2 separate regions of the Homo sapiens genome follow, and region 1 is linked to region 2. Evidence: chromatin loops called from intact Hi-C (ENCODE). Cell type or tissue: pancreas. All regions are shown on one strand. Each heading gives the region's core, and the rest is flanking DNA. Links, peaks and the distances in the headings are about the cores only.

Region 1 (12,184 bases), core at 4,185-12,184, 43 kb after region 2:
AGGCTAACTTGGAGTAGAGGTGAGGGCAGCTCAGGTTGGGGTGGGGCCAGAGAAAAAAGGAGGTGTGTGTGTTGTGGGGGAAGGACTGAGGGGGTGAGGGGCACGGTAACACCTGGCATTTGGCTGCAGTGCCAGATGGATCCCAGAGTGGGCCACAGGCCCAGGCTGGACAGGAAGGGGAGTCATGAAATGTGGCCTTCTTGGGGACAGCGTGGCCAAGCAGATGTCAGCACAGAGCCCACAGCGCCCTCTCTTAGGCCTGGATAAGGCACTGTGGGTGCCAGGTTGCAGGCCCTGCACAGCAGCCCCAAAGCCTGGAGCCATCCTGAGTCCTTCCTTTCCTCCTCCCAACTCCCACCCTTCAAATCTTACCCCAGATAGAAGCCCTTCCCCACATCCACTTCCTCTACCTTCCTCATCCTAAGGGCCCGTCCTCCTCCACTGCTGCGGAAGGCCAGCCAACTTCCACCGGAAGCTTAAGACTGTAAATCAGCTGTCAGAAAGAGTTTCCCCTGGAAACACCAGAGGGAAGGCCCTCTGCCCTCAGGGCCAACAAAATCCAGACCCGCCACAGCCCGCAAACTGAAGCCTGACCCTACCTCCCTCCATAGCCTCCAGCACTTTCCTTACCTGCTCCTCCCCCTCCCTGCTCCTGCAGCCTGCAACTCCCTGGCAGAGGCAGCTGTCTCTGTCACATTATCTGGCTTTATTATTATTGTTGTTATTACTATTTTGAGGCAGGGTCTCCCTCTTTTGCCCAGGCTGGAGTGTAGTGGTGCGATCTCAGCTCACTGCAGCCTCAGACTCCTGGGCTCAAGCGATCCTTCCACCTCAGCCTCCCAAAGTAACTGGGACTACAGGAGCACTCCACCACGTCTGACTACTTTTTGTATTTTTGCTGTAGAGACAGGCTCTCCTTATGTTTCCCAGGCTGGTCTTTAACTCCTGTCCTCAAGTGATCCTCCCACTCCAGCCTCCCAAAGTGCTGGGATTACAGATGTGAGCCACCGCGCCCGGCCTGGACTTATTGTTAAAAATACACTTACCAGCATTTGTGTTCTTGTCTATCGTCTTCTTGCCTGGCCGGAATACAAACTCTGTGAGGACAGGGACCTCACTGTTTTGCTCAAGGCTGTGTCACCAGGGCCTGGACCTGGGTGGGTACATGGAAGAAACCAGGCGACACCTGTTCATGGAGCCTGCTGGCCCCTGGGGCAACAGGTACATAGACAGCTCCAAGGTGGCAGATTGTGATGCGTGACCCAGGTCTGGGCAGTCTGGAGGAATGTGGTGAGATGCGTCATCCCTGGGCGATCTGGGGAAATGCTGCAGAAGAAGGCTTTGATTTTCAACAGAACAGGAAGCACTCCTTTCTGAGGGATACACAGAGTGCTTTCTCGTACACAGGGAGGTGGGTGGACAAGGGCCTGGAGGTAGGGTCTTCAGACAGGTAATTAGGTAAAATGAAGTCCTATGGCTGGGCCCTAATGCAATGTGACTATGACCTATGAAAAGAGAGACACCAGGCAGGTGCACACACAGCAAAAGATCATGTTAGGAGCCCACAAGAGGGTGGTCATCTGCCAGCCAAGGCAAGAGGTCTTGGAAGAGTCCAGCCCTGCAGCACCTGGAGCTTGGACTTCCAGAAAACTACCACGAAACTGTGAGAAAATAAATTTCTGTTTTTTTAAGCCACCCAGTCTGTGGTATTTTGTTATGGTAGGCCTAGCAAACCAATACGGGTCTTAGGCATGTTTTTTTTTGTTGCTGTTGTTTTATTTTGTTTTTGAGACAGGGTCTCACTCTGTTACCCAGGTGGGAGTACACTGGTGTTATCTCGGTTCACTGCAGCCTTGACCCCCGGGCTCAAGCAGATCCTTCCACCTCAGCCTCCTGAGAAGATGGGACCGAAGCCGCCTGCCACTATGCCCAGCTAATTTTTAAAATTTTTGTAGAGGCCAGGCGGCGGTGGCTCATGCCTGTAATCCCAGCACTTTGGGAGGCTGAGGTGGGTGGATCACCTGAGGTCAGGAGTTCAAGACCAGCCTGGCCAACATGGTGAAACCCCGTCTCTACTAAAAATACAAAAATTAGCTGGGCGTGGTGGCTCATGCCTATAATCCCAGCTACTCAGGAGGCTGAGGCAGAAGAGTCGCTTGAGCCCAAGAGGTGGAGGTTGCAGTGAGCCAAGATCGTGCCACAGCACTCCAGCCTGGGTGACAAGAGTGAAACTCCGTCTGAAAAAACAAAAAAACTAAAAACAAAAAACACAAAATTTTTTTGTAGAGATGGGGTCTCACCATGTTGCCCAGGCTGGTCTCAAACTTTTGGGCTCAAGCAATCCTCCCACCTCAGCCTCCCAAGTAGCTGGAACCACAGGCACATGCCACCACACCTGGCTGATTTTTGTATTTTTGGTAGAAATGGGATTTTGCCGTGTTGCCCAGGCTGGTCTCCAACTCCTGAGCTCAAGCAAGGCACCCATCCCAGCCTCTGAAAGTGCTAGGATTATAGGCATGAGGCACCATGCCCAGTCAAGTTTTAAAACATGTTATTGTAATTTAGTAATATAGTCACCTGATTCAAAAATCAAACATGAAATGCAACAGCAGCCTAGAGATGAAGGTCAGCGTCAATGGCACTGTCATGCTGATCATATGTATCCTTGATACAATCGGATGAGAATGGTCCCGTACCTCTGTGGTCTTCCTCCCCCAAACTCATAACATCAGTGTAATCATTAGAAAAACATCACATACATTTCAACTGAGGGACAGTCTACAAAATACCTGACAAGCACTCAAAACTGTCAAAGCCATAAAAAACAAGGAAAGCTGGCGAGGAGCGGTGGCTCACACCTGTAATCCCAGCACACTGGGAGGCTGAGGCAGGCGGATGACCTGAGGTCGGAAGTTCGAGACCAACCTGACCAACATGGAGAAACCCCGTCTCTACTAAAAATGCAAAAGTTAGCCAGGCGTGGCGGCGGGTGCCTGTAGTCCCAGCTACTCGGGAGGCTGAGGCAGGAGAATCACTTGAACCCGGGAGGCAGAGGTTGCGGTGAGCCGAGATCGCGCCATTGCACTCCAGTCTGGGCAGTGAGAACAAAATTCTGTCTCAAAAAAAAAAAAACAAAAAAACAAAACAACAACAACAAAAAAAAAAAACAAGGAAAGCCGAGACTGTCACAGCCAAGAGGAGTCTAAGGAGACAAGGAGACATGACGACTGAACGCCACGTGATGTCCTGAAACAAAGGCACTGGCTAAAAACTAAGGAAATCTGGGAAAAGTATGGACCCGAGTTGATACTAACGTATAGATAATGGTTCATTTGTTGTAACAGATGTACTGTACTGATGTAAGATGTTAAAAAATGGGGAAAACTGGATGGAGAAAGGGGTATCTGGGAACTCTCTGTATTTCAAACTCTTTGCAATTTTTCTATAAAACTGTTCTAAAAATAAAGTTTATTTTTCAAAAACTAATAGTGAAAAGCCTCACTCTGATTTCTGCCCCTTATCAACCCAGTTCCCATTCCCACGTGCAGTCATCACTTTATTAGTGTTCCCTGGATTCTTCCAGAATGTATTTATGCCAATATGAATATATACTAATGTCCTCCCTAAAGGGACTTTTTATCTGTTTTAAGAGTATTTAATCATTTTTAATTTTTTTAAATTAAAATAGAGATGGGGGGGGGTCTTGCTATGTTGCCCAGGTTGGTCTCGAACTCCTGGGCTCAAGCAATCCTCCTGTCTTGGCCTCCCAAAATGCTGGGATTACAGGCATGAGCCACCATGCTCAGCCTTTTATTTTTTTATTTTGAGACAGAGTCTTGCTGTCACCAAGGCTGGGGTGCAGTGGGGCAAACTCAACTACTGCAACCTCCGCCTCCAGGGTTCAAGAGATTCTCCTGCCTCAGCGTCCCGATAAGCTGGAATTAGAGGCGCCCACCATCATGCTCAGATAACTTTTTTTTTTTTTTGATACAGAGTCTTACTCCGTTGCCCAGACTGGAGTGCAGTGGCGCGATCTCAGCTCACTGCAACCTCTGCCTCCCGGGTTCAAGCAATTCTCCTGCCTCAGCCTCCCGAGTAGCTGGGATTATAGGCGTGTGCCACCACGCCTGGCTAACTTTGTATTTTACTAGAGACTGGTTGGTCAGGCTGGTCTCGAACTCCTGACCTCAAGCAATCTGCCTGCCTCAGCCTCCCAAAGTGCTGGGATTACAGGCGTGAGCCACTGCACCTGGCCTAATTTTTGTATTTTCGGTACAGACAGGGTTTCAGCATGTTGGCTAGGCTGATCTCAAACTCCTTACCTCAGGTGATCCGCCCGCCTTGGCCTCCCAAGTGCTGGGATCACAGGCTTAAGCCACCATGCCCAGCCATGCCCAGCCTTTAATCTACAGCCTTTAATCTTTATTTTTTTTTTTCCTGAGGCAGGGTCTATGTTGCCCAGGCTAGAGTGCAGTGGCGTGATCTTGGCTCACTGCAGCTTCCATCTCCCGGGCTCAAGTGAACCTGTTGCCTCAGCCTCCTGAGGAGCCGGGACTACAAGTGAGCACCACCATGCCTTGCTTTTATTTATTTATTTATTTATTTATTTATTTTGAGATGGAGTCTTGCTCTGTCTCCCAGGCTGGAGTGCAGTGCCGCAATCTCGGCTCACTGCAACCTCTGCCTCCTGGGTTAAGTGATTCTCCAGCCTCAGCCTCCCGAGTAGCTGGGATTACAGGCGTATGCCACCACGCCTAGTTAATTTTGTATTTTAGTAGAGACGGGGTTTCACCGTGTTGGCAAGGTTGGTCTTGAACTCTTGACCTCAAGTGATCCACCCACCTTGGCCTCCCAAAGTGCTGGGATTTCAAGCAGAGCCACCGTGCCCAGCCCCTTTAATCATTTTTTTTTTTTTGAGACGGAGTCTCACTCTGTTGCCGGGCTGGAGTGCAGTGGCACAATCTCGGCTCACTGCAATCTCTGCCTGCCGGGTTCAAGTGATTCTCCTGCCTCAGCCTCCCAAGTAGTTGGGACTACAGGCACTCGCCACCACGGCCGGTTAATTTTTGTATTTTTAGTAGAGACAGGGTTTCACCATGTTGGCCAGGATGGTCTTGATCTCTTGACCTCGTGATCCACCCGCCTCGGCCTCCCAAAGTGCTGGGAGTACAGGTGTGAGCCACCGCGCCCGGCCCCTTTAATCATTTTTAACATAAAATATTTCAAACATAGAGTATAAAGTACAATGCACCCCAACATACCCACCATCCAGGTTCAAATGTTATCAAGAATTTGCCACGTATGTTTCAGTTATTCCTAATTGCTTGGCTCTCTTTCCCTCTGGCTGAATTGTTTTTAAACAAATTGCAGACCCCTTACATATGCTAGGATGCATCTCTAAAAAATATGGACATCTTCTTCCGTAACCTTAATGCCTATATCCCATCATTACTGGTGATTCCTTTTTTTTTTTTTTTTTTTTTAGAGATGGGGGGATCTCATTGTGTTGACCAGGCCGGTCTCGAACTCCTGGCCTGGCCTCAAGCAATCCTCCCATCTTGGCCCCCCAAAGTGGTAGAATTACAGGCGTGAGCCACTGCACATTAACAACATTCACGGCGATTCCTGATGGGCTGCTCGTGAACTTTGGTCTGTGTAATGGAGAGACACAGAAGGGCTTTACAGGGTTGGGCCGTGTGTGCTCCAGGAAGATGGAGGGCAGGGGCGTGTTGGGAATGGTGGGGGCGTGGAGGCTAGAGCAGTGGGCTTATAATGAATGAGCTTGGTCCAGGTGGGAGGTGATGGGCCGATGCCTGGAGGTGGCAGGCTGGGTGGAGAGGAGGATGGGGACCAGCGGGAAGGACTTGAGGGGGAGCTGACCAGCCTGCCTCAAATGGACCCTTACCTGGAGGATATAGGATGCTTTGGTGTGAGGCACGGTAGCTGCCACTGTCTGTGCCCACAGGTCCTGCAGGCAAGAGGGGAGCCCTTGTGCCAATGCTTCCCTTCCTGGAAGAGCAGGCTCATTTGGATCACCTTACCCCGGGGGGCACCTCTCTGAAGAGCCTTGGCAAAACCTGTCCTTTGTCAGGCTTCGTGGGCCAGAAGTACCCCTTCGTGACTCAGGGACATCAGCTGTCAAAGCTGGGGAAACCAAGGCCCAGAGAAGGAGTGCAAGTTGCCTAAGGCCCCACAGGAGGTCAGAAGCAGAGCAGCTAGAATTAGAACTTAAGTATGTCTCTGACTTTCAGCCTAGGATCACTCATTATCTAGAGCCTCCTCTTCTCTCCAAACTCTGCTCCCAGAAGAGGGGTGTCATTAGCCATTCATGCCCAGGTGTGGATAGGTTTAAAAATCCCAGGGACGTCTGTACACTAAGCCTCCTTGCTAATCACGGCCCAACTACAGAATGCTATTTATGGAACAGCTACCACGTGCCACAAATTGTGCTGGGCGCTTTCCATCCCTCGCATCCGAAAAAGCCTCTTGACACGAGGCAGGCACTATTATCCCTACACTCTCCCATCACAGAGACAAGCACACTACGATGCAGAGAAGATGCGGCTTGTTTAGGATCCCAGGCGAGGGTGTGGCGGAGGCGGTGCTGAACCAAGTCTGTCTAACTGGAAAGTCCACACTCGCAAACACGAGCCCCCGTGGCCTCTGAGGGACAGGGGTGGCTCCCCAGGAATGGGCTGGTGGGAGCTCCCTGGCCTCCTCCCTTGCTCTGCCCCCACTCTGCAGCAGCCAGAAGCCTCTCCGAGAACCAGACAGGCTCCAGACTGACCCTGACCTCGCGGCGGCCTTCTCCACTGGGCCGGCGCTTCCCAGGGCGGCTTACGCCTTCTGTGTCTGGGGCCATCCGCAGACCTTGCCTTCTGATGCCCGTGGGAGTTCGGTGCTGCCGCGGGGAGCACCTCAGTCCCCCTGTCTGCTCTCCGCCGCGGTCCGGGCGAATGGCACCATGTGGGGGGCCCCGAGCGGGTGCCTACCCCCCTGGCAGCCTTTACTGAGGGTCTGCTCAGGGCCCTGCCCAGGGCTCTGTCACTCCGGCGCTCAGGCCCGAGGGGGCGGCGCCTCTGGAGACGGGACTGCAGGGAGAGACCCAGGCCCTGGAGACGAGGACCGGACCCTCCCCGGGGACGCTGGAGCTGGACCTCGAGGGATGCTGGCGCAGGTGGGCACAGGTGGCACAGGTGGGCGCGGGGTTCTAGGCGGGAGATCGCTCGGGCGAAGGCCAAGGCTCGGGAGCTGGTGCGGGGGGCGCGGCCCCGAGAGCCGCGGAAGACGCCGGTGGGGGAGAAGCAGGTGCCAGCCAAGGGCGTCGGGCCGGGGCTGGTTCCGAGCGCGCGGCCTCGGGTCACATGCTCGCTCCGGGGGCCCCCCGCGCCCCTCCCACTGGCCTCTGGGCCGCAGCCCCACGGCGCGCCGGCAGCCGGGGGTCAGGCCGCGGTCAGAGTGCGGGCGCGCGCCGTCGCCGCAGGGACGCTCCCGGCCCACAGTCGGCCCCCGGGAGCCCGGGTTCGAGTCCCGGCCCTGCCGTGATCCGCTGCGGGACCCGGGCCGGCCCTTCCCTGTCGGGCCTCAGTCCTCCCACCGTCCGCGGTCTTCCCTAGTCGGGGCTCACGCAAGGGCGGGGGAGGCCACCGGTGCCCACTGCGCGTCCGCCCCTCCCCCGCCGCCGGGAGCGCGGACGCGCACGCACCTGGCCGCCGCTGAGAGCGAGGGTAGCGGGCGGAGCCGGGAAGCCCCGCCCCTCTCCCCGCCCCCGCTCCCACCGGGCCAATCAGAGGGGGCTACGGGACCCGTGCGGGGCGTCGCGCTGGGGGCGGGGCCTGCGGGGGCTGAAGAGCGAGCCGGGCGGGCGGGCCGCAGGCTGTCGGGCTGGGGCTGAGGCTGAGGCTGAGGTTGAGGCGGCGGCGGCGGCGGCCGGGTGCCCGGGACAGCGACGCAGCGCGCCGGCGGCCGCGACAGGGCCAGCGAGAGCCCCGCAGCCCGCCGCAGCTGCCGCCTCGCCGCGGCCGGGCCGGAGAGCACGGCGGCGGGAGCGCGGCCTTAGGAGGCGGCCGGAGCGGTGGGCACAGCTCGGCGCGGAGCGTCCTGTCAGGCGGCGGCCGAGGGCGTCGCGGACTCTCCCCGCGATGATGCCGGTGGGTGAGGGCGGGCGGGAGGTGGCGGCGGCTTCCTCCGCGGGCCGCTGGCCAAACCTCCTTCCTCCCGCGGCTCCCAGCCCCCGCGGGCCGGTGCGAGGCCGGGCGGGCGGGGAAGGAAGTGGCTGGGCGGGCGCGCCCGGCCGCGGCGCCCCCCAGGCGGGCAGGTGGGGGCGGCGCCGGGCTGTCAGCGCGGGGCCGGGGCCGCCTGCGGGCCCTTCCTGCTCGGCCTCCGCGGCCGCGGGGAGAAGCAGATGCATTTGGGGCCGGTCATCTCCTCGGTCCTCTCAGGTGCGCGGTCGGACGCTGGGGCACAGGTCTGGTGGGTGGCGCAGCTGTGACCCGCCTGAAACGAACGTTCTGGGGTCGCCCTGGGAGTCGGCGGGGTGGGCACCCGCGCCCGGAGTTCCCACACTCTGCAGGCGCATTCCCGTAGCCTTCGCGGTTGTACTGAGGAAAGGTGCCGAGTGCACGGATTTGGAGAGCCATCTTAGGAATTCCCTTTTCCCGTATCTGCAATGTTGGTTCGTTTTGCTTTAACTGGTTTGTTCTCCGTGTTCTGAAGGTTGAACGAGGTTCGTTTGTAGTGGTGGTGTCTTTGTCCTGCCCTTAAGGATGCTTTCGCCTAGAAAGACATTGGCCATTAGATTTGCCATCGTCCTACCGACCCTTCCCTTTACCTATAATCTGAATAGGAGGGGATGCTGAATTCTGATTTTTAAAAATTGGCTTTTTGGGAGGTAAGCATCATGACTTATGAAAAAATGTGGGACTGGTTGTACCCAGTTGGAGAGGTATTGGTTTTCTGAGCGCCTATATCGTAAGTAAAATTCTCAAACACGTTTATAGTAAAGTAACACAGTCATTTTTTTAACCTACAATACTACGTTGAAAATCACATTTCACAGGAAAGTGCAGTTTCCCTGCATTCTCTACTTGAATATTGCCATTCTGCTATGCTGCACCCAAGGACATTTAGATTAGATCCCCCTTCTTCCTCTTTGATTTCCTTTCTCTTGATAATCTCTTCTCCCCGTTTTTAACGGATTCCAGCATGTTTTGTAGCCGGCTTTCAGCGTTTTCCAAGTCTTAAGGTTTGATCTACTTGATCCTTAGGTCTTTCTTTAGCATCAGACTTGTTGGGTTTCTAAACATTTGGTTTTAAATGAATAATTGTCTTGTAATGGAAAGAGAATTGGATGAGCATCAGAAGATCTGGGGTGAAACGCTGGTTCTTCCACTTTTTAGCTATGTGACCTTGAAGAAGTCAAGGTCTTTGAGCCTGGAATTACCTCTAAAGTAGGGATAAAAATGTACCAATATCTGAGCGCTGTCCTGAGGATCAAATAGGATGATGTATCCAAAAGTGATGGTTGAACAGAATGTCATACAAATATTTATTATTCTTAATATGGCTTTGAATTTTCAATTTCTAACTTTATAAGATAAGGCATTTGGAAACTTCCCTCCCTAATTCTCACTAGCTAGATTTTGATGAAAGGCATTATGGTGTTTCAGAATTTTGAAAGTAGTTTTAGTTAAATCCTGTAATAGTTGATTGATGCATTCATACTGTGGTGGCATTGAAGGATATCTAGAAAAATTTTGGCTGGCTTCGTCGTTGTATAATGTTTAATTATAAATATCCTGCTAAGAAACTTGGCTTACATTTTCCATATGATTCATTCAGACATCTTACCTCTATTCCACGGGAGTAGAGTTTTGAGTTCCTACCTTCACAGGTTTCCTTTTTAAGAGGTTTGTTTAGCTGGGAATTGGGGCATTTCTTCGGATTTCTCAAAACAATAAAATACTGTTTTTTAAAAAAACAGGTCTATTACCTGTTTAAAACACCGCTTTTGTTTAAAAATGCCTTTTAGAAACAGATGGTATTTCTCTTAGACTCTCATGTATGGCTTTTACTTTTGTATTTCCTTTTTGATCCCTAAAAATACTACTTGTAGGACTGAGTCCTTCCTCTATTAACACAGTTGGAGTTGGTTGTAAATTTAGTAGGAGTTTTCAGAAATGCCATTCTTACTTGGTAATATTTTAAACTATCCAAAAATGTAAATAAGATTTTTCTCGATTTATTGTATATTTGGTATTCATCATGATGATGATGAATCAAAGGAACGTTGGGTCATATTTTGCAGTTTGTGTAGAGCAGTACTGTCCAATAAAAATGTAAAGCAAGCCACAAATGCAATTTTAAATTTTGTGGTAACTACATGAAACAAGTTGAAAAAGTACTAATTTTAGTAGTATCCTTTTATTAACTTAGCATATCCAAAATATTATTTTAACACGTATTCAATATGAAAAAACCACTAATGAGATATTATACATTTTTTCTGGTACTAAGTGTCTGAAATCTGGTGTGAATCCGGTGACAGTTTGCATTTTACAGCACACACCTCAGCTCAGACTAGCACATTTCCAGTGCTCAGTAGCTACATGTGCTTAGTGACTACCATATTGGACAACATAGGCTTAGAGTATATTTTATTTTATTTGAAAATTGGCAATTAGTATATAATGTCGTGGTAACTTTTTTCTTTTTTTCTTTTTTTGTGACAGAGTCTCACTCTGTTGCCCAGGCTGGAGTGCAACATGATCTTGACTCACCGCAACCTCCACCTCCCAGGTTCGAGAGATTCTCCTGCCCCAGCCTCCTGAGTAGCTGGGATTACAGGCACCCTCCATCCTGCCTGGCTAATTTTTGTATTTTTGTAGAAACAGGGTTTCACTATGTTGGGCAGGCTGACCTTGAACTCATGACCTCAGGTGATCTGCCCACCTTGGCCTCCTAAAGTGCTGGGATTACAGGCATGAGCCACTGCGCCCGGCCATGTGGTAACTTTTAATTAATCACATGGTGTACTACAGTGCCCAGTCTCTCAGCTGTTGAGAATAAATGAGAGTGAGTGGCCAAATTCTCATCTGACACAATCAAATCTCTGTAGAAGTCTTCTATTTGCTGTCGTACAAAGTGCTGTGACTTTCCACCTTCTTTTTTTTTTTATTTTTCGAGACAGGGTTTCACTCCTGTTGCCAAGGCTGGAGTGCAATGATACGATCTCAGCTTACGGCGACCTCCGCCTCCTAGGCTCAAGTGATTCTCATGCCACAGCCTCCCGAGTAGCTGGGACCACAGACACACGCCACGGCAAACGGCTAATTTTTGTATTTTTAGTAGAGACGGGGTTTCACCTTGTTGCTCAAGCTGGTCTCGAATTTCTGAGCTTGAGTGATCTGCCCGCCCCAGCCTCCCAAAGTGCTGGGATTACAGGTGTGAGCCACCCCTCTGCCCCTGCACCTGGCCTTTCCACTTTTTTTTTTTTTTTGAGACGGAGTCTTGCTCTGTCGCCACGCTGGAGTGCAGTGGCATGACCTCGGCTCACTGCAACCTCTGCCTCCTGGGTTCAAGTGATTCTTCTGCCTCAGCCTACCAAGTAGCTCAGACTACAGGCGTGCGCCGCCACGCCCAGCTAATTTTTGTATTTTTAGTAGAGATGGGGTTTCACCACGTTGGCCAGGATTGTCTTGATCTCTTGACCTTGTGATCTGCCTGCCTCAGCCTCCCAACGTGCTGGGATAACAGGCGTATGCCACTGCGCTCTGCCGTCCTTTCCACTTCTAAACTAAATTATATTTTGGAATTTTCCCTTATGAAAATAGTATTTTTTTGTTGTTGTTATTGGTAGTCACTCACCTTTTTATCAATGGATGACATTTTAAAAATGTTTTCCCAGGAAAAAATGGTACCATTTAAATAATACTTTTTGTTTAGTCCCTAAGATCTGGCCCTGAAAGCATTTACAAGTTTGATAGAAGTAAGAATTTTAGTAAAAATGGAAAGCCCAATTTAGATTATAGAAAGGATGAAAACTGCCTTGATTCAGCATGATTTATTTTTTTTTTTGAGACAGAGTCTCGCTCTGTCACCCAGGCTAGAGTGCAGTGGCAGGATCTCAGCTCACTGCAACCTCTGCCTCCTGGATTCAAGTGATTCTCGTGCCCCAGCCTCCACA
Region 2 (12,330 bases), core at 2,867-10,866:
AACAAAGCATCCTTTGGGGGAGACCCTACCAGCACCAGGCTCTCCTTTGATGGGAACTGTCTGGCCCAGGCCTGGGGAATATGCAGCCTTGCAGCTACCAGTTAGCCACTTTGGGGGTGAGTTTATCCTACACAGTTTATCCTTGCTCTCCCCAGAGTGAGGGATTGAGTGGGCTGGCAGGAAACCAAAAGGAATCTACCTGTCCCTCCCACTCCCCCCACAGGCCCACATGGCGGGGAAGGAAGGCGGGATCCATCTCCACATGACGGGGAAGGAAGGCAGGATCCATCTCCACATGATGGGGAAGGAAGGCAGGATCCATTTCCACATGACAGGGAAGAAAGGCGGGATACGTCTCCACACATGATGGGGAAGGAAGGTGGGATCTATTTCCACGTGACAGGAAGGAAGGAGAGATCCATCTCCATGTGGCTGGAAGGAAGGCGGGATCCGTCTCCACATTGCCAAGCTACACCCTGTGGTTTCTCTCCTCGTCTGGCACAAAGGCAGTGCTCATCCCTCAGTGTGGGGCCATGGCAGTACAGGTACCCCCGTCTCCTCTGGGGTCTCACCACGTCTCACGGATCCTCCTGGAAGGGGTGCTACAGCTCTCCAAGCACTTACTCTGGGCTGCACCTTCAAGTCTGGGAGAGAGCTTTGCTAAAATACAACTTTCTGAGTCCAGCCCTGCAAACCTACCCAGCCCAGACCAGCCGAGGAGGAGATGGGGAGCCAAGTGCCTGGAGGAAGGAGCCTGGGGCTGACCAGTGCTGGATGATTAAATTAAATTCCTAGGGTGGTGCGTGCCAGTAATCCCAGGTACTCAGGAGGCTGAGGTGGGAGGAGCACTTGAGCCCAGGGGGTCAAGGCTGCAGTGAGCCATGATCACACAACTGCAATCCAGCCTGAGTGACAGAGTGAGACCCTGTCACTTAAAAATAAAATGCTCCCTGGGCCGGGTGCGGTGGCTGACTCACGCCTGTAATCCCAACACTTTGAGAGGCCAAGGTGGGCAGATCATGAGGTCAGGAGTTCGAGACCAGCCTGGCCAATACGACGAAACTTGGTCTCTACTAAAGATACAAAAATTAGCTGGGCGTGGTGGCTGGCACCTGTAATCCCAGCTACTCCAGAGGCTGAGGCAGGAGAATCGCTTCAACCTGGGAGGCGGAGGTTGTAGTGAGCCGAGATCACGCCATTGCACTCCAGCCTGGGCTACAAGGCAAGACTCTGTCTCAAAAAGAAAAGAAAAGAAAAGAAAGGGGGAGGGGAGGGGAGGGGAGGGAGAATCCAGCTATGTAGTCAGGTTGGGAAGGCCAGGAGTGTGAACCCCACGGGATGTGATGGGACTGGGGTCATGTGGGAGGCAATGCTGGCTCAGACAGAAGAGGGAGGGCGCCACGGCACTCCAGTGCAGGAGCCTGCAGTGGACCTCGTTCCCTGTGAGCACAGGGTTCTGCCTGGTCCAGGTAACAGCCGCGTGAGGCTGGTCTTAGACTGTCCATTTTTTCGCTTAAGGAACCCACAGGACGGCTGGGTGCAGTGGCTCACACTTGTAATCCCAGCACTTTGGGAGGCTGAGGTGGGCAGATCACCTGAGGTCAGGAATTCAAGACCAGCCTGGCCAACATGGTAAAACTCTGTCTTTACTAAAAGTACAAAAATTAGCCCAGTGTGGTGGCACACACCTGTAATCCCAGCTACTCAGGAGGCTGGGGCAGGAGAATCGCTTGAACCCAAGAGGCGGAGGTTGCAGTGAGCCAAGATCGCACCACTGCACTCAAGCATGGGTGACAGAGCGAGACTCTATCTCAAAAAAAAAAAAAAAAAGGAAAAAAAAGAAACCCACAGGACCACAGGTAGCCTGTCCAAGCCACACAGCCAGAGCAGGGGGCCTGGGGTGCGCAGCCTTCCGATCACGACCATGGCTCTGTGGAGTAAGATCCCTCTTCCCTGGTATGGACCCTTTATGCAAACATCCTGAGTGACACAGAGACAGAGCCTGTCTGCCGTGGTGCCATTAAGCCACCGAGCACTGGTGGCCTCTGAGTGGGACGGGTATAAGGTGGCCAGGTGGAGCCAGCCCTGGGGAAACCAGGCCAAGGACGCTGTGCCAGGCTTGGCACCAGAGACACACCCTCAGCTCACCCTGAGTGCCTCTCCACCCCCACCCTGGGGGCACCCTGGCATCCGTGAGACACATGCCTCGGACTGGAGGTGGGTCAGCTGAGGCAGGCGCAATTAGGGAGAATGGGGCAAGGCCCATGACCTGGCAGGTGCCCTCCATGTGGGGCCCTTGGGTGATTTCTGGCTGACAGGCAGGCCAGTACTGAGTCAGAAGGAAACCGCGTTTGGGAAGGCCAGAGGTCACTTCAGGGTGCTCTTCCCTCTCCTCGGGAAGCTGCCCTAATTAGCACCTTGGCCAGAGGGCCTTCATGGGAAGCGCGGCAGCTTGCATCCTCGGCCCGCCCAGTGACCTGGCCTTCCCCACGTGTGCCTGGTCCTGACCTAAGTCCTAGAGGGTGGACACCCAGCCCCCACACTGGTATGGCGGTGAGGACTGATGATCTCCCGTGGGAGATGTGGGGAGTGGTGCCTGGCCCCACCCCCGGGCCCGCTGGGCATGAAGGGGCTTCCGCCTGTCCTCGAGAGCAGCGCTGACCTGGTCACCTCCAGCCCTGCACACCTACCCAGCCCGGGCCGGCCAAGGAGGCAGGGAGCCAAGTACCTGGAGGAGGGAGCGTGGGGCTGGCCAGTGCCTGGGTGATAACTCGGAGTCCCCGGAGCACTCAGTGTCACACCCACACTGCAGCCAGAATCCACAGGCTTCCCAAAGGCCTCGATCCCCCCACCCCCTCCACACGGGCTGTGGCTTTTGCCCCCAGGCCTGCCACGCCTTGCCTCATGCCCGGAACTGGCTCACCATGCCTGCCCCTCAGCCCTCCCAGAACCTGGCCCTCACCGTGGGTGGCGACCTTTGACAAGTCACCCAACTTCTAAGCCTCGACTTCCTCATCCACAAAACAGGCTTGTTCCTGTGGTGGACATCCACTGTGGTCTGGGGACCCTCTGCAGCTATCATGGGTCATAGAGTAGATCTCTACATACTGACACAGCAAGGGCTCCAGGGGCCAGTAGCCAATGGGAAAGCCAGCTTACGTGATGACAGACAGAGCAATGCCACTTATTTTACAACATATGTGCACATGCCTGCACAACGCACTTGATTTACAACACGCACACGCAGGCACATGCACACAGACACACACACTCACACACAAATAAAACTACAGATTCTGGCCGAGTGTGGTGGCTCACGCCTGTAATCTCAGCACTTTAGGAGGCCGAGGCAGGTGGATCACCTGAGGTCAGGTGTTCGAGACCAGCCTGGCCACCATGGAGAAACCCCATCTCTACTAAAACACCAAAAAAAAAAAAAAAAAAATTGGCCAGGTGTGGCAGCGCACACCTGTAATCCCAGCTACTCAGAAAGCTGAAACAGGAGAACTCCTTGAACTCGGGAGCTGTTGAAGGTTGCAGTCAGCCAAGATGGTGCCACTGCACTCCAACCTGGGCAACAGTGAGACTTCATCTGACAAAAAAAAAAAAAAAAAAAAGGCTGGGTGCAGTGCCTGTAATCCCAGCACTTTGGGAGGCCAAGGCAGGCGGATCACCTGAGGTCGGGAGTTCAAGACTAGCTTGACCAACATGGAGAAACCCCTGTCTCTACTAAAAATACGAAATTAGCCGGGTGTGGTAGCACATGCCTGTAATCCTAGCTACTCCGGCTGAGGCAGGAGAATCGCTTGAACCTGGGAGGCAGAGGTTTCAGTGAGCCAATATCGTGCCATCGCACTCCAGCCTGGAGTGCAAGACTACCTCTCAAACAAGAGCAAGACTACCTTGCTAAAAAAAAAAAAAAAAAAAAAAAAAACCTACAAATTTTGGTGGGTTTTGAGACAGGCTCTCACTCTGTCACCCAGGCTGGAGTGCAGTGGTGTGATCATGGTTCACTGCAGCCTCAGCCTCCTGGGCTCAAGCGATCCTCCTGTCTCAGCTTCCCAAGAAGCTGAGACCACAGGCACCCGCCAATTTTTGTAGAAACGGGGTTCTGCCATGTTGCTCAGGCTGGTCTTGAACTCCTGGGCTCAAGCCTTCCACGGGCCTCAGAAAATTATGAATTCATATATGTCAGCACCACACAAGGAAAACTCTGGCAAATATGCAGACGGCAAACAAACCAGGAGGGGCAAGACCAAAGGGTCTTGATCAAGATAGACTTGAATTTTATTGGTAATGCTTTAATTTTTATGAGAGCGTTCAAGAATTACTGTGCGATTTTAAATAAATAAAGTTTAAAATAGAGTCCTTCTTGCAAGGGTGTGGGAGAATCACACCCTCAGAGCCCGATGAGGGCCGCGCCTGGGCCCTCACTCCTGTCTCCCCAGCACCTCACTCCAGGTCATTTATTCATTCAACAAGCATGTGCTGCTGCCTCCTCCATGCTGGCCTCAAGCTGGACCCTGGGTCAGAGATGACTCCGAGGCAGGCCCTGGCCTGGAGAGGCGTGCAGCCCAGCAGGAAGCTGCAGTGAGGGCTGGACTAGGGGAATTTCACCCCCAGCCCTGGGCACTGGGAGCCACTTCCGCAGTGTTGCCTCAATGTTTGGAGATGCCTGAGGATCCTGCAATAGTGCTCCTCACGCCAAACCCTGATGAATAATTTCTTCAAAAGAGAAAGTGTGTCAGACCGAAATTGATTAGCCACACAATGAAATACAGAGCCAAACCAAAGCGGCCCTAGAACCTGGTATCCCAACCATGAAGAAATAACAGAAAACAAATAACTTAGAGAATTTTTCAAACACCTGAAACACCCCAGCAGGGTGTTCCTGGAGCTTCAGATCAGAACTCCAGACCCCCGCTGCCCTTTCGGAGCCCGCGCTGTCGGCGGCATCCTCGGGGTTCTGCCGTTAGTCCTCCCCAGACCAGCATCCAGCCCCTTTCCGATGACTTTTCCCAAGCCTGCCTCTGGACCCAAACGCCCCGGTGTCTCTAAGCCAGCCAAGTGTGCCCACAATCACCCATCCCTGTGGGCACCTTCAGCAACTGCTCCCAGAAGCCCCTGCTCTGGGCCTGGCCCTAGGGTGCAGCCTCCAGCCAAAAGCGCAGTTCCCAGGGTCCCCCGTGGACTGGGGCACATTCCCCAGCTCTGGTCACCTTGGCCAGAGGATCTCCCCAGAGACCTGGGAGGAACGTAGGTGTATGTCAGGCCCGGTGGAATGCAGTCTCCAGGAGGGCACCAGGAAAAACAAGTTCCAGGGCAACCTCCCTGGAGGTCTCACCTGCTGCCAGGCTCTGCGGGACTCCAGAGCATCCGGGAAGAACTGCTGTCTGCAGACAGCAGTGCCGGGTGCACAGGGTCAGGGCCTGGAGAGCAGAGCTGTGGCAGGAGCTGAGGCTGGGGAGGGTGCAGAGCCCAATTAGAGGGCAGAGGAGGAAGCTGCCTGGGCAGGCCGGAGTGACACCAGCAATGGACAGGGGAAGCCTAGGACCAGAGACGTCCTTGGCAGGTGGGAGGGAACCAGTGCCCAGGCCAGGGCCGAAGGTTAGGAAATAGGTCCTGGCTGAGGCCTGGCCAGGAAAAGCAAGTGTAGGAACTAGGCCAGACTCACAGGATCCCGGCATTCACGGGCAGAGCCTATCTGTCAGACACTCGCTGGAGAACTGTGGACACTGGGCACCTGAGGCTCCCCCTGATGCACCTGTGGGAAGGCAGGGCTTGCGGGCAGCCTCAGTGGGTGTGGGAACCAGAGGGCAAGAAAGGCAGGAGCCCCCAGTGCCACACAGGGTGGTGTTGCTGCGTGCCAGGCTCTGTGCTGAGCTCCAAGCAGGCCAGGGAGCAGCCTTTCTCAGGATCCTGGCCAGGAAGCGTGGCCTCTGGGAGCCAGGCCAGGTGGGCCTTGCCCCAAGGTGGACGCTGCTAACCCTACTCCACCTGCCCAGGGATCACGGCCAGCATTCACAGACCAGCAACGTCAGCTCAGTTAATCTCACAGCAGCTCAGGAGGTAGACAAGGTCATCCTCCCCACTTTCCAGGATGAGGAAATGAGGCACTGAGAGGGGAAGTGACCTGCCCACGGGCGCACAGCTAGCATTCAGCAGAGCCTGCATTCAGACCCGCAGGCCATCTGAAGCCAGAGTCCCAGCTCCTAGCACCCCACTGTGCCACCCATCCCAAATCAGTGTGAGAACAGGAGCCCCGGCCCAGGGTCGGGCTGAAGACCCTCCGCCCCTCCCACCTCCCAGCTGCTGACACTTTCTTGCCTAGACCTGCTGCCCATGTAGCAGTACAGAGGGGCTGTCTGGCATCACATGACACCAGGTTCAAGTCAGATTCAGCCACTTAGCAATGTGTGACTGAGTCAGGAACTTCATCTCCACCCCAAGCCTCAGTTTCCTCATCTGTCAAATGAGGTTGTGACGTCCACATCAGCAGGCCATGGTGAGACTGCCTGAGAATGCACTGAGGTGACCCACGCTCCTTTGGATATTACGATTTGAGACGGTGGGGTGTGTGTTGAGGGGAGGGGTCAGCCCTAAAATCAGGGCCAGGAAAACAGTCACAGTGCAGCCACTCTTCAGGCCTCCTGCCTGAGCTCCGGGTTCCCCAGAGGAGCCTTGCGCCCAGCCCGCCTAGAATGGGCTGTCAGAGGCCTTCCCGTCGGGGAGAGGGGCCCTGTGCTCCCAGTGGCCTCCTCTATCACTGGGGAGGCTCCAGGCAGTCAGAGCAGTTTTGGGGTCCACGCCTCCATCCCCATCCCCAGACCCACAGCAGGAGACAGCTGGAGAAACAAGGCTGGCCTGGGGTGGGTCCCGGCTGCCGCACCCAGTTGTCTAGAAAATACCCGAATTTGTGGTCAGCTTTAGGTCGGAAGGGGCTGGGGCTCACTGAGTCTCTGCCAATGGCCCTGCCAGTGCTGCGTCTGAGGGACACCGACTGAATCCTTTTTGCTATCACTGCTGCTGATGCTGATGAACTGCAACTGGGCAAGTCACCGCCCCATCCACCAACTGGAGCAAATACCACCACCCACGCGGTGCTTAAGTGAACATGTACCGCCTTGGTAATCAGAAAATAACAACAGGACGCTTTACAAACAATAATGTAATAGCCCCGGTCCAGCTGGGGCGGGCAGCAGATGATAGGATCGTGCTGTGGGCGGGGCTTGGGGAACTCCCGGTGAGATCAGAGTCTCCGTGTCCAGGCCTGACCACCCCGACCACAGGCACTGGCGTTCCGCCCACGGCCGAGCCTCGAACCCTGAAGAAGTCCATGCACTCCTCGGCTTCCACTGCAGTGCACTGTCCTGCCCAGGGGCTGTACGGGCCCCCATTCTCCCAATCTCAGCCCTTTGCCCCAGGTCCCCCGCTGAGGCCGTGTGGAGGCTGCCTCCGCCAGGAAGGAAAAAGAGACCTTGCTTCCACCCTGCCCTTGGTGTCTGGGTGGCGTGAGTGGACCGGCCCTCAGGCAGCACCCCACTGAGCCATATGCGTGATCCCTCAGTCCCAGACCAACGTGTGCACTGGCGGCCTATTTCCCCCATGTACACAGAGGAGCTGGCAGAGCAGAGCTGGTCACTGCACGAGGTGAGTCATGTTCTCCTGGGGCAGAGCATTGAGGGCCACGGCCTCTAAGGGCCCACCAGCCTTCTGCAAGGCTGCGGCCCGGCCTACCACAATGCCACCCGGGGGGGCTGGCTGGCTGCACCCTGCACCCTCGTCCCAGCCATGGGAGCTTGGACCCTCTAAGGGGCTTCCCAGGAGCCTTAGATGCCACAGATATTTGCATTGTATGAGGATTTGGGTTTAAAAAAAAAAAAAAAGGCCAGGTGCGGTGGCTCAGGCCTGTAATCCCAGCACTTTGGGAGGCTGAGGTGGGCGGATCACGAGGTCAGGATATCGAGACCATCCTGGCTAACACAGTGAAATTCTGTCTCTACTGAAAATACAAAAAAAAAAAAAAACAGCTGGGCGTGGCGGCGGGTGCCTGTAGTCCCAGCTACTCAGGAGGCTGAGGCAGGAGAATGGCGTGAACCCGGGAGGCGGAGCTTGCAGTGAGCTGAGATCCGCCACTGGGCTCCAGCCTGGGCGACAGAGCGAGACTCCGTCATGGAAAAAAAAAAAAAAGAAGACGGGGAGGGCGTGTCAAATCAAACACCATGATCTGCCTGGAAGTTTACATTTCACAGTGCAGCCTTTCACTTGAGAACCCCACGTGTAACTCACTGGAAGGTGGTAAAGGCTTATAGTGGAGGCTTTTGGTGAGGGAGGCTCCAGGCATGGCCCTGCCTCCTGCTCTGTGCCCGCAATTCCCATGAGCCTGAACTTGGGCCTCAGCCCCTCTGCCTCTCAGCCGTGAGGCCCAGCATAGGCCCCGGGGAACAGACGGTGGACAGAGGGACGGCCGCTGGGAAGCATGGCAGGTGCTTCCTGTCCCTGCCAGGAGACCACTGGCTGTGATGTCACTCTTGTGCTCTGGCCTAGCGGTGACAGCTCTGGTCATGACCCAGTTCCCCTCAGGTGACTCACCTGCACCTTCTTCTGCTCCTCAGGTCATCATCGAGCATGACTCACCTTCAGCACCGGCTGAGCGAGGCCCAGAAGATGACCAACTCCGTGGGGACCTGAGGTCAGGAGGCAAACGTGCAAGGTGGCTCATGCCTCTAATCCAACACTTTGGGAGGCTGAGGCAGGAGGATCACTTGAGCCCAGGAGTTTGAGACCAGCCTGGGCAACATAGTGAGACCAAAAAATATAAAAATTACCCGGGCATGATAGCACACACCTGTGGTCCCAGCTACTCAGGAGGCTGAGCTGGGAGGATCACCTGAGCCCAGGAGGTCGAGGTTGCAAATCACGGCACTGCACTCCAGCCTGGGTGACAGAGGAAGACATGGTCTCAAAAAGAAAAAAGGAGACAAACATCACCGGGGGCCATCCTGCAGGAGCTTGGGGAGTTTCTGCTGCTGCCTCCTAGAGACCTTCCTGCAGGGTGTGGCTCTTTACAGTTTGCACAGCTAGGTCCCCCCAACCCCATTCTCTCATGGAGGCTCCAGAGGGGCCCTGATGGCCTAGTCAGCAGGGCGGCCAGAACGCACTGCCAGTCTCCTAACTCTGAGCCCAGTGTCCTTTGGGTCGGCCAGGCTCAGCCCGAGCTGAGGGGAGAGGGAGGAGAGCCGGAGGCCCCACCAGACGGTGAGAGGAGGGAGGGCAGCAGCCAGGGTGGGTGCACAGCAGGTGCCAGGCCTGGAGGGCATTCATGAGCCCCTTTGAGGCCTTTGGTCTCACCTGCCTGGCAGGGAAAAGTTAGAGGTCAGAGGCAGCTGAGGAGGGCACAGCGTGTCTGGGTAGATGAGGGGGCAGAGGTGAGAAGGCACCATCCACCCTCCAGCTGGATGGGGCGGGAGACCGAGCTCCCACCAGGAGCTCTGAGCTTTCGTCTCATGGCCCTGGCAGTACCTGTCACGACAGGTGGAGGCTCAGGTGCGGACAGTGTGCTCACGCCCTCCTGGCTGGGAAGTCTCATGGGCCTTGACTTCAGGCTCCTCAAGGTCCCATCTGTTGGCTCCCAGGCAGAGGAGATGCCTGGCCTGTGGTGAGAGTGTGGGGTCCGGGTCCCCCAACCCCCACTCCGCCTCACTGGGCCAGTTTCAGCTCTGTCAGTCGGTGCCTGGCTGGCCCCCCTCTCCCCAGAGAATCCCAGTGCCCCCTCCACAGTGTCCAGCCCAGACACCTTGGTGGCCCAGAGGTACCCAGAGAGCAAAGGGGAGGGAGGCAGGGGGCAGCCAGGCTGGGCTTGGACCTGCGGAAGCCCACCCTCAAGCCTCCAGGCAGATGGAAGGCGTGGTGCTGCCGCCCCCGGTCCTGCTCAGCCTGGCTGGAGTGTCTATTCTTACATCCATACTTCCTGCTTCTTTTCCGGTTCTAGGTAAAGGCTGAGGGGCTCTATGGGGCCTGGCTTCTCACCCAAGCCTGATCCCACTTTCTGGGCAGAACCATGAAATGGGGGGCTCCTACACACCTCCCCAGAGAGGGTCCTTCTGCTGCAGGGCGGCCTTGGGGATGCCTCTGCTTAGCCGCAGCCACTGCCCACATGTCTGTCTGTCTTGCACCCCACACTTCCCACCCCCAGATGCATTCTGTCACACGGCATCCTGCCAGACCCAGAGGAACCAGAGAGGAGGAAGGAGTGGGCTGGAGGAATCAAGAGGAGACTGCCTCGCTTTTTTGTTTGTTTGTTTGTTTGTTTTCACTAGAGACAGGGTCTCGCTGTGTTGCCCAGGCTGGAGTGCAGAAGCTGTTCACAGGCACGATCAGAGCACCACAGCCTCAAACAGGAATCCTGGGCTCAAGCGATTCTCCCGCCTCAGCCTCCCGAGTAGCTGGGACTGTGGGTGTGCAACACCTTGCCTGGCCTGGTTTTCTTTAAAAAGAACAATTCTGAGCTTTATCTCTGGCGCCCCTGGCTGTGGATCCACAGAAGCAGGGATCGCGTCTCTCTCACTTGGGGGGAATCTCGGTGAATTGTGAAATGCGTTCCTGCTGCGGCAGTGAAAACTGATACGGCCCCGCGGGGTTCACAGGTCACAGCCGTGGGGGGACGGTGGCTATCAGTTCTTTCGGCCACCAGCACTCAGACACCAGTTCGGGCGCAACTCAGGCAAAAAGAAGACTCTCCTGGAAGGAGGTGGAGTGTCTCCAGGTGAAAGGGGAGCCCACCCTTCCAGTCTGCAGCCTTGAAACTGGGGCCACCTCTAGGCAGGTCAATGTCTCCCTGAGGCACAGCCAGCTCAGTGCCGGGGCTGGTGATATTTCAGGAAGCTCATGGAAATGATTTCACTTATTCTAAAATCAGGAGAAAATGGACTTTTAGGTTGAAGAAAAGGTTTGTATGTGGACTCTTAACATATTCATTTTGCCATCAATGCAGTTACGGCCCTTCCTCATACCTACCCCACAAACCGGGGGCTCCTCCCTGGCCCATCAGGCTTCAGGAGGAGAGTCTGACCCTCAACTAGAGTCAGGGCCCACTGGGGGACCAATCGGCTGAAGCCCGTGGGACAGGATGACCCGGTCCAGACTTGGGCCACTCCATGTCAGGGACATTCCTGGAGAAGGGTAGGGGCTAGGAGCCCCCACAGTGGGCTCTACCCTGCCGTTGTGGTCCCCTGTGGTGGCTGCCATCAGAGTCTCCCACCTCCAGGCTGAGCCATGCCCTTGGTCTGCCCTCTGCCCTCTCACAGGTAGGCACCCGCATGCAGGAACCTTGGGGCTGCAGGCGAGGGTGGGGCACTCGCCCGCTGGAGCAGGCCAGCAGAGGCGGCATGGCCATGGCCACTTTCGAGGTCAGCACCACCGGCCCTGACCTCGGCTGTGGGAGGACAAGGACGCTCCTGAGCATGCAGGAGTTTGCTGGAGGGACCATCGGAGGGAGACCTCCCCCAGGCTCCCTGACAGCTGGCAGGGAGCAGGCATGGGGGGGACTCTGGGCCACAGGAATTTGGGAGATGGTATGAGAAGGGGCCATCCTTAGTGGCCGTGGATGGAGCCAAGACCAGCCCCTTCTTTGGTCCCCGTTAGGTCCCCTGATAAAACCTCATCAGGCTGGGGCAGAGTCTACTTAAAGGATAGGGGAGTAGAGGCCAGGGTGCCCCCCACTGTGCTTCCTGGGAGTCCTGGATCAGCTTTTCTGAATGCTGGTTCTCTAACCAGAGCCTGGAGAAGGGACGGTAACATGAAGAGTTTGCAGCATTTGGTGGTCGAGGATCCATATGAAGGGCATCCGGCTTGGGGCTGGCATGCTGGATCTCGTAGCGAAGCTGGTGACTGGCCTCCCTGCGAGGCCAGGGCCCCCTCCTCAGGAGCCGCCACAGCCACCAGGCAGGAAAGTCCACTGTGGAGCCATCCAAGCCAGAAGGGGCCTCAGACATCATCGTTTTGCAGATGGGGAAATGGAGGCCCAGAGAGGGAAAATGATTAACCCAGGGACACACAGCAATTATGGCAGAACCGGGGCTGCCCCATGGGAGAACAATGGGCTTTGGGACAGGCTTTGGACCAGCTGTGGGACTCTGGGCAAACTCTTTCCTCCCTAAACCTCACTTCCCTCTTCTGTAAAGAAACCCAGCTAGGCATGGTGGCTCACGCCTGCAATCCCAGTACTTTAGGAGGCTGAGTAGTAATCCCAGTACTTTTGAGGCAGGAGGATCGCTTGAGCCCAGGAGTTTGAGACCAGCCTGGGAAACATAACGAGTCCCTGTCTCTACA

What was found. Hi-C counts contacts between places; a loop is a spot of excess contacts. Peaks named below come from ENCODE experiments on the same cell type or tissue, not always from the same donor. Only the 100,000 strongest peaks of a DNase experiment are listed, where the experiment ranks them.
Region 1: a loop joins it to region 2, with 1.8 times the contacts of the local background. A loop is called at or near these places in 14 of 110 quality-filtered maps.

What each region holds. Positions count from the first base shown.
Region 1 is chr14:103,843,265-103,855,448 of GRCh38, reverse strand. PPP1R13B (protein phosphatase 1 regulatory subunit 13B) reads left to right here and starts at 7,874. Exons shown (of 17, transcript NM_015316.3): 1 at 7,874-8,150. The coding sequence starts at 8,142. PPP1R13B-DT (PPP1R13B divergent transcript) reads right to left here and starts at 7,728. Exons shown (of 3, transcript NR_038436.1): 1 at 7,706-7,728; 2 at 1,047-1,153. RefSeq lists silencers at 7,315-7,384, 7,405-7,534, 7,555-7,994, 8,165-8,364. In pancreas, for the core only: no CTCF peak of the experiment used is centred there; DNase peaks (open chromatin) are centred at 7,118, 7,818 and 8,458; H3K4me3 peaks cover 2,145 bases; H3K27ac peaks cover 2,723 bases.
Region 2 is chr14:103,884,685-103,897,014 of GRCh38, reverse strand. No RefSeq gene overlaps it. Among named protein-coding and RNA genes, the nearest start is that of ATP5MJ, 31 kb to the left of the region's middle. In pancreas, for the core only: no CTCF peak of the experiment used is centred there; DNase peaks (open chromatin) are centred at 5,384, 5,954, 7,334, 8,580 and 2 weaker places; H3K27ac peaks cover 4,809 bases.